Linked DNA regions of Mus musculus: region 2 is linked to region 1. Evidence: chromatin contacts called from ENCODE Hi-C or POLR2A ChIA-PET data. All regions are on one chromosome and are shown on one strand. The core of a region is the stretch at or near the end of the contact, and the rest is flanking DNA. Distances in the headings are between cores, read along the strand shown. Region 1 holds the start of Hoxa9 (homeobox A9). Region 2 holds the start of Hoxa2 (homeobox A2).

The links. A loop is a pair of places that touch in the nucleus more often than their neighbours do. ChIA-PET counts read pairs that join two places held with the same protein, here RNA polymerase II (POLR2A).
Region 2: a loop to region 1 is called in a map of ES-E14, with 2.4 times the contacts of the local background. The contact joins the promoter of Hoxa2 here to the promoter of Hoxa9 in region 1. A Hi-C loop is called at or near these places in 4 of 37 maps with a recorded cell type or tissue (ES-E14, Patski and gastrocnemius). POLR2A ChIA-PET finds 5 or more read pairs at or near these places in 3 of 5 experiments (Patski and embryonic stem cell).

What each region holds. Positions count from the first base shown.
Region 1 is chr6:52,225,632-52,229,486 of GRCm38, reverse strand. It overlaps Hoxa9 (homeobox A9), which reads left to right and starts at 2,117. Exons shown (of 2, transcript NM_010456.3): 1 at 2,117-3,855. The coding sequence starts at 3,383. Gm52902 (a long non-coding RNA gene) reads right to left here and starts at 1,983. Exons shown (of 2, transcript XR_003956434.1): 1 at 1-1,983.
Region 2 is chr6:52,163,042-52,166,896 of GRCm38, reverse strand. It overlaps Hoxa2 (homeobox A2), which reads left to right and starts at 2,066. Exons shown (of 2, transcript NM_010451.2): 1 at 2,066-2,631; 2 at 3,272-3,855. The coding sequence starts at 2,253. Hoxaas2 (Hoxa cluster antisense RNA 2) reads right to left here and starts at 1,223. Exons shown (of 3, transcript NR_131182.1): 1 at 910-1,223.

The DNA.
Region 1 (3,855 bases), core at 868-3,367:
CTTGCATCTTCCATCTTTCTGTCCAAATCTGTCTCTCCGCTTCCATTCCAAATCGTTCTTCCGGAGGGTAAAGGGCTGGCTTAGAGAAAGCTTCGAGGTTTCATTCCCCCCACCCCCTCGGTACACAGTTTTGAATGTGCTAAGGTGTGCATAAGGGAAGCTGGTCAGGTCCGTGTTTTCTGGCCTGGTGGGCCTCTGCGCAGACAAGGCCTCGGTTACGATCACGACCGGATGGCGGCGGCCTTGCGTTAGCGGCTGCCCGAGAGATCCGGTGAGGGGGCACCCGCGGCGTCTTTGTGTGCCCACATCGAGGGCAGGAAACACTTTGCCAGATCCATTGGTTCGGAAATTGGAATCAGGGCTGAATTCCTGCCTAGGTTCTGTGTCGCCCGACTACTGAGAACGCTTCAGCGGGAAGCTTCTGACCGACTCTGCCAGCTTTACGGGTCCTAACTCGGGCTTTGACCGTGATGAGAGAGCCTCACCGGGTCCAAGGCTTGACTGCTCGCTGGCTTGCTAGCCATTTTAGATTCAGAAAATGTCCTGCCTTGTGCAACTGAGGGTTTGAGAAGGGAGACCTTCCCAGGTCCAATATATTTTAAATGAGTGAAAACAATCCCAAATTCAAGATCAGGGAGGGCACAAACTGGGGCACTGGTACTAAATTGTAATCTAAGAAAACCAGCCTAACGACTCTTAATACAGAAACCTGAAACAAACCACCCTCTCCCCACCCCCAACAACACAGGCACTGCCTGAGACCACAGAACTCTGTTTCCCTTCCCGGCTCAGGCTGATGCCCGGGAATTGTTTTCGTTGCTCAGCCAACAACCTGTTATCTGAGTGACCAGTACTCCAGGCTCCCTCCAACTCTTCTCTGCCATTTTCTGCATCCGGGTACTGGGCTTATTTCAAAGACCAACGTTTTTGGAAGATTCTCAGTTGAGCATGAGGTGTTGTGTGGTTGCATCCATTTATTATTTCTAGATGTGTATACAACTCATCCAAAAGAAAGCAGAAATAAAAACCTGTATACTTTAGGATCATGTTTCTAGACTCACAAGGACAATATCTCCTTTTATGAATTTTCCCCCTTTTGGGCCACATGTAAACAGCTGCTTAATACTCAGTACCTAATTCTTTGTAATTTTTCTGTTTTGAGACTAAAGTTTTAAAAGTATTTTAAATTAATAAATATTAATGATATTAATGATGATGGTGATGATACATATCTTCTCTGAATACAAAAAATGAAAAAGTCAGCCAGGAATACTCTACCATTTACTATTACAATTAAGAGCAGAGTTATACTCCTGGGTTATTGCTTTAATGAAAACCTGAACCTCAGAGGACTACCGGATATTTAGAACACCTTGGGTTGTGTTGGGGGTGTGTGTGTCTTGGAGGAATTTGCAGGGAAAGGAAAAATATTAGGGGGAGGGGACTGAGGCAGTCAGGACAGGCCACATCCAGTTCCTGGCGCTGACCACTTTCTTCTTCCTGCCGACAAGCGAGGGGGTGTGGATCCCGGGAGCTTCCCAGCCCCTCTCTGGTGGAGAGCCTAATATTTGGGGGAATCTGTCAGAGCGTTGGAAAGTGTCTCCTTGAACTATTTCTGAGGAAGAAAGCAAAAACAAAGATGGAAATGTCTCGGGTCAGCATTTTTGTGGATAGTGAAGTAATGAGAAACATACTCTTGGAAGGCACAAAATTCACACGTGAATTTAATTACACAGTTTCTAAGAGCTGTTGCTTTGTGTTCCAGATTGGGATGGGGCCACCGCCCCTCCCATTAACAACAGTGGCTGTGGCCTTCTCACTTTTTTTCTCTTATTCCCAAAGATTCTAAGGGGTGAAAAATAACATCCTCCATTTGACCAAAGGATGAGATTAAAGTCAATGTCCAGTGTTCCTCCCGGGTTAATTTGTAGCACTGGACTTGAGCTGTAGTTTGACTATGGGATCTCTGTTGTTCTGTTTCAAGGATAACCAAGGCAGGGGCGCTGGAGATGGGGGCGGGGGGGAAAGAGAGGAAGGGAGGGAGGGGAGTAACAAAAGAAGGAAAAGGGGAATGGGAAGGAAGGGGAAAAAAAGTGGGGTGATAGAGGAATAGGAGGAAAAAACAGAAGAGGGAAGGATACCAGAGCGGTTCATACAGGGCCCAGAAACTAGGCGAGGTGACCCCTCAGCAAGACAAACACCTCTTGATGTTGACTGGCGATTTTCCCCATCTCCAGTCTGGGGAGCGGGACTAGGCATACAGATGATGGAGCTTAGAACCCGCTGGCTAGGGAATAAAATTCGCTGGGCAGTTTGTGCTCAAAGAAGTGGGCCAGGGCGCTTGTGACACAATCAGGGCGTTTGTGACACAAACCCTTGAGGGTTGGCAGTTCTCTCCTTGGCGGTTGCTCTGGTTGCTCTGTGGGGCCTTCCCTGTGGAGCAAGGGTGATCTGGCCGATGTGCAAGCGCCTGGCTGGCTTTCCAGTCTGACTAGGGTCGGTAGCCCATTTTAGGTGGTTGTATCATCGACGGTGCGTCGCGACAGGGGCGGTGGTCACTCTGTTTGAGGTGGAGAGAGCCTTGTATTTGACTTTTCTAGGCCGGCCCTGGGGGCGCGCGCGGGCGGGGGGCTCACATCTCTGAGGACTGCAAGGATTATTTACAGGGTATTCACCAACCAAACACAACAGTCTAATTTAACCTTTCCAAGTCCTCATAAATTTTTACAGGGAGCCACAGCGAGGCAAACGAATCTGTTGGTCGCTCCTGACTTTCCACCAGCCTGTGTGGCTTCCGAAACAATAACTCCTTATGAAATATCATAAATATAGATTTAAATACAGTAGAGTGAGAATGCGATTTGGCTGCTTTTTTATGGCTTCAATTATTGTCTAATTTTATGTGAGGGGCTCTGCTGGCCGTGCTCACACGCGGGACCCGCGCCTTCCTGATGGCGTGATTAATTGTGATATAAAATAGTCCGCTTAAGAAGTGTGTGTGTCTGGTATGTGTGTGTGTTGGGGGGGTGGCAAGGGAGAGTACAGAGGCAAGGCCAGATTTGATCTTTTAATCTTCGTTGGCCACAATTAAAACAAACCAGATCGTGGAGCTGCGCGATCCCTTTGCATAAAAACATATGGCTTTTGCTATAAAAATTATGACTGCAAAACACCGGGCCATTAATAGCGTGCGGAGTGATTTACGCGTTATTGTTCTGCCGGGCGGACACGTGACGCGCGTGGCCAATGGGGGCGCGGGCGCCGGCAACTTATTAGGTGACTGTACTTCACCCCCCCCTGGTGCCACCAAGTTGTTACATGAAATCTGCAGTTTCATAATTTCGGCGGGTCGGGCTGGGCCGGCCAGGCGCGGGCTACTGCAATGGCCACCACCGGGGCCCTGGGCAACTACTATGTGGACTCCTTCCTGCTGGGCGCCGACGCTGCTGATGAGCTGGGTGCGGGACGCTACGCTCCAGGGACCCTGGGTCAACCCCCAAGGCAGGCGGCAGCTCTGGCCGAACACCCCGACTTCAGTCCTTGCAGCTTCCAGTCCAAGGCGGCGGTGTTTGGTGCCTCGTGGAACCCAGTGCACGCGGCGGGCGCCAATGCGGTGCCTGCTGCAGTGTATCATCACCACCACCACCCCTACGTGCATCCCCAGGCGCCCGTGGCGGCGGCGGCGCCGGACGGCAGGTATATGCGCTCCTGGCTGGAACCCACGCCCGGTGCGCTCTCCTTCGCGGGCTTACCCTCCAGCCGGCCTTATGGCATTAAACCTGAACCGCTCTCGGCCAGAAGGGGTGACTGTCCCACGCTTGACACTCACACTTTGTCCCTGACTGACTATGCTTG
Region 2 (3,855 bases), core at 817-3,316, 63 kb after region 1:
ATGTGTTCTTAAGGGCCAGAAGCTGTCAGGGCTTTTGGTGAGCAAGATTGATCACACCCAGACTTCCTTCAGAGCTTTGTTTGGAATAAAAGCAAGAAAACTGGAAAAACCCTTACATTTTCCAAAATAGCATCTCTATCTGCAAGGTAATGCTCAGAGCTGGTCAAGGCTGGAGACCACTTTAGAGCCAAACCCCCTAACTGCTAGCTAGCCTCAGAGATGGAGTTCTGCCCTTGCTCCTTGGTCAGCCTTTCTTGTTTTCTGCATAGTATTTTCTCCCCCACCAACCTTTCTCTCCTTGGCCATCAGAATGATTTATTTTCCTGCCACTGATGCCTGCCGGCCTGGGGCATTCTGATCACTTGGTCCATTTCAAAGGAAAAAAAAAAAAAAAACCAACCCCAGAATCTCCATCCATCCTTAGGGTTTGAGGGAGAGAAGGTACCTTCATTAGATCTCTCTCTCTCTCTCTCTCTCTCTCTCTCTCTCTCTCTCTTCTGGTATGGTGATTTTTTTATTTTAAGTTCTTGCTTGGTATCTAAAGGTGTTGTCTTTTGAATCCTTCAGCCCTGTCCAGCACTCAGTCCGAAGTCCTGCCTCAGAACTGGAGGAAAGAGAATGAAAGGAGAAGTAGAAGGATATAACTCCTCCTTGAGATGCCCTCTCCTCTGCAGTGCTGTTCCCACAACATAACCAGGGTGCGATTCTCCCTGGTGCCCAAGAGCAGGATGGTGTGGGAGGCAATTCAGGCTGCCAAGAAATACTCGCTTCATCTGAACCAACCAGTCCCCAACCAGAGTGACAAGGACTCGAAGAAGAGTAGGAGGGAAAGAGGGACCAAGAAACAAGAGTCCTTTCCCTCCCTGCTGACAAGTTCCAGCACTCTTCCTGGAAGTCGGAAATACTCACCGCACCCGAGCCCTACGGGTATGAAACCCAGAGTGCCAGGAGCCGCACGAGCCTGCTCGGGACGGCATTGTTTTGGCTGGCCGCCGCCCAGGCTACGGGGATTTGGACACAAGGACCTGGGGCTGCTGTCTCTCTTGGCACATGCATCTATCTTTCTCCAGCCACTCCTGAGAAGTTGATGGCGAAGGAAGATCAGCAGGCTTCGAGAGCCGCCTCTCGTTTTCCGCTGCCCGCAGGAGTCAGATGCAAAGCTGCCGTGGAAAAGCCGGCTAACAATGGGCCAGGGGCGCAGGTCCCGGGCTGGACATTAAGAGGAGGCGAGAGGCTGGGGGGGAGGAGAAGGGGACAGGATAGAGTGGGGTGGGGGAAGGAGAGAGGAAAAAAGGAAAGGAGAAAGGAGAGGAGAGAGGGAGGGAGCGAGGAGAGAGAGGGAGAGAGAGAGGGAGAGAGAGAGAGAGAAGAATGAATATGAATCGGTTCTGAGAACTGATTTTGGAAAAAGAGGAGGAAGAGGAAAGGTGAACCCCAATATTCATTCTCTCTCTCTCTCTCTCTCTCTCTCTCTCTCTCTCTCTCTCTCTCCCTCTCTCCCTCTCTCCCTCTCTCCTCTCTCTCTCCCACTCTGCTCCTTTCTCTTGCCTTAGCAGAACTTATGTGGCTGAGATGCAGGGCCCTGGGGTGTCAAAACTTTGAAGATTAATGGATTACTTTGTTAATGACTGCAGGCGTCAGGCTGAGGTGCTTAAATGATTTGTGAGGTGCGAGGCGTCTTCCCGACAGTCCCAAACAATGCGCGGAGTGTGCGGGGGAGGCAGAGGGCAGCCACTGGCGGGACGGCAGCAGGGCTCACACGCACACACTCACACACACACTCCAGGGAGCACACTAGATCCTTGCAGATCAGGAGGCAAACAGGCACTCTCGCCCCCCACGCACTCCCGGGGCATTGCCATCCACACCCACATATATGTATTTTTGCCCTGAAAAAAAGTGTAAATAAAGCCTCGATGGCCCCCAATGAGGCGTTCCTTTCTGACTTTTTTGGATCAATCAAACAGACAGTGGCTTCTTTTGATTAAAGCCCAAATTGTCATTGGGCAGAAGCAATCATGTGACAGCCAATTCGGTCCAATTTCAACCTTGTCTCCATGAATTCAATAGTTTAATAGTAGCGCGGTCCCCATACGGCTGTAATCAGTGAATTAGAAAAAAAACACCCCAGCAGCGATCTTCTATGATAGATTTTTTTTTCCTTCGCGCTCGCCTTTTTCCTGGGCCTTGCCCCCCCAAAGCCCCTCCAAAAGAGGGAACTTTTCCTCCGAGGGGGCTCCAAGGAGAAGGCCATGAATTACGAATTTGAGCGAGAGATTGGTTTTATCAATAGCCAGCCGTCGCTCGCTGAGTGCCTGACATCTTTTCCCCCTGTCGCTGATACATTTCAAAGTTCATCAATCAAGACCTCGACGCTTTCACACTCGACACTGATTCCTCCTCCTTTTGAGCAGACCATTCCCAGCCTGAACCCGGGCAGTCACCCTCGCCACGGCGCTGGCGTTGGCGGCCGCCCCAAGTCGAGCCCCGCGGGCAGTCGCGGCAGCCCGGTGCCTGCCGGCGCCCTGCAGCCGCCTGAGTATCCCTGGATGAAGGAGAAGAAGGCGGCCAAGAAAACCGCGCTGCCGCCCGCCGCCGCCTCCACGGGCCCTGCCTGCCTCGGCCACAAAGGTCAGTCCGGAGACTTGGCCCCAGGTCTCGGGGACCCTTGTCCCCCTCCGGGCTTCCCTAGGAGCGGTTGTGGGGGAGGGGACCATGAGCTTCGAGGGAAGGGGGAGAGAGAGAGATGCCTGGTGGCGGGTCTCATGCCCCTGTGGTCTCAGGAGTGGGTTTGGTGGAGGGGAAAATAGATCCCGAGTCCCACAATGAGACATATATATTTTGAGGAGGGGGGGCACTTTCCCTAACTTGTGTAATGTAGGATGATTTATTTGAGTTGGAACTGACCTCCTCTTGTCTAGTTGTCCTAGAGTTTGGCTTTTTGACAGTAATGAAGAGTGATAGACCGCTCTTGCTCAGCTAAGCAGCTGATGCATTAATTATAAATTGTGTTGTAGCTAATATAAAGTTTGCTCCCGGATGAAGAGGTTGGGGGAAGCCACAGGCAGGAATTTGATGGAGGTGGAAGAGACTGGGCTTCCCCGGGCTGGGCTCCCAGGAAGGGCAGCACAATAGCTGCACTGCATCCAGGGGCGGCCATTTTGTTGCAGTTGATCTTTTCTGCTGTATTTATGCTCCAATGGAATAACCCTGCTCGGACCCTTCCACCTTCAACTGTATGTGTGTCTCTTGTTGGTTTCCCTTTCTGCAGAATCCCTGGAAATAGCTGATGGCAGCGGCGGGGGATCCAGGCGTCTGAGAACCGCGTACACCAACACTCAGCTTTTGGAGCTGGAAAAGGAATTTCATTTCAACAAGTACCTTTGCAGACCCCGCAGGGTGGAAATCGCCGCGCTGCTGGATTTGACCGAGAGACAAGTGAAAGTGTGGTTTCAGAACCGGAGAATGAAGCATAAGAGGCAAACCCAGTGCAAGGAGAACCAAAACAGCGAAGGGAAATTTAAAAACCTGGAGGACTCGGACAAAGTGGAGGAAGACGAGGAAGAGAAGTCACTCTTTGAGCAAGCCCTCAGTGTCTCCGGGGCCCTTCTGGAGAGGGAAGGGTACACTTTTCAGCAAAATGCGCTCTCTCAACAGCAGGCTCCCAATGGACACAATGGCGACTCCCAAACTTTCCCAGTTTCGCCTTTAACCAGCAATGAGAAAAATTTGAAACATTTTCAGCACCAGTCACCCACTGTTCCTAACTGCTTGTCAACAATGGGCCAGAACTGTGGAGCTGGCCTAAACAATGACAGTCCCGAGGCCATCGAGGTCCCCTCTTTGCAGGACTTC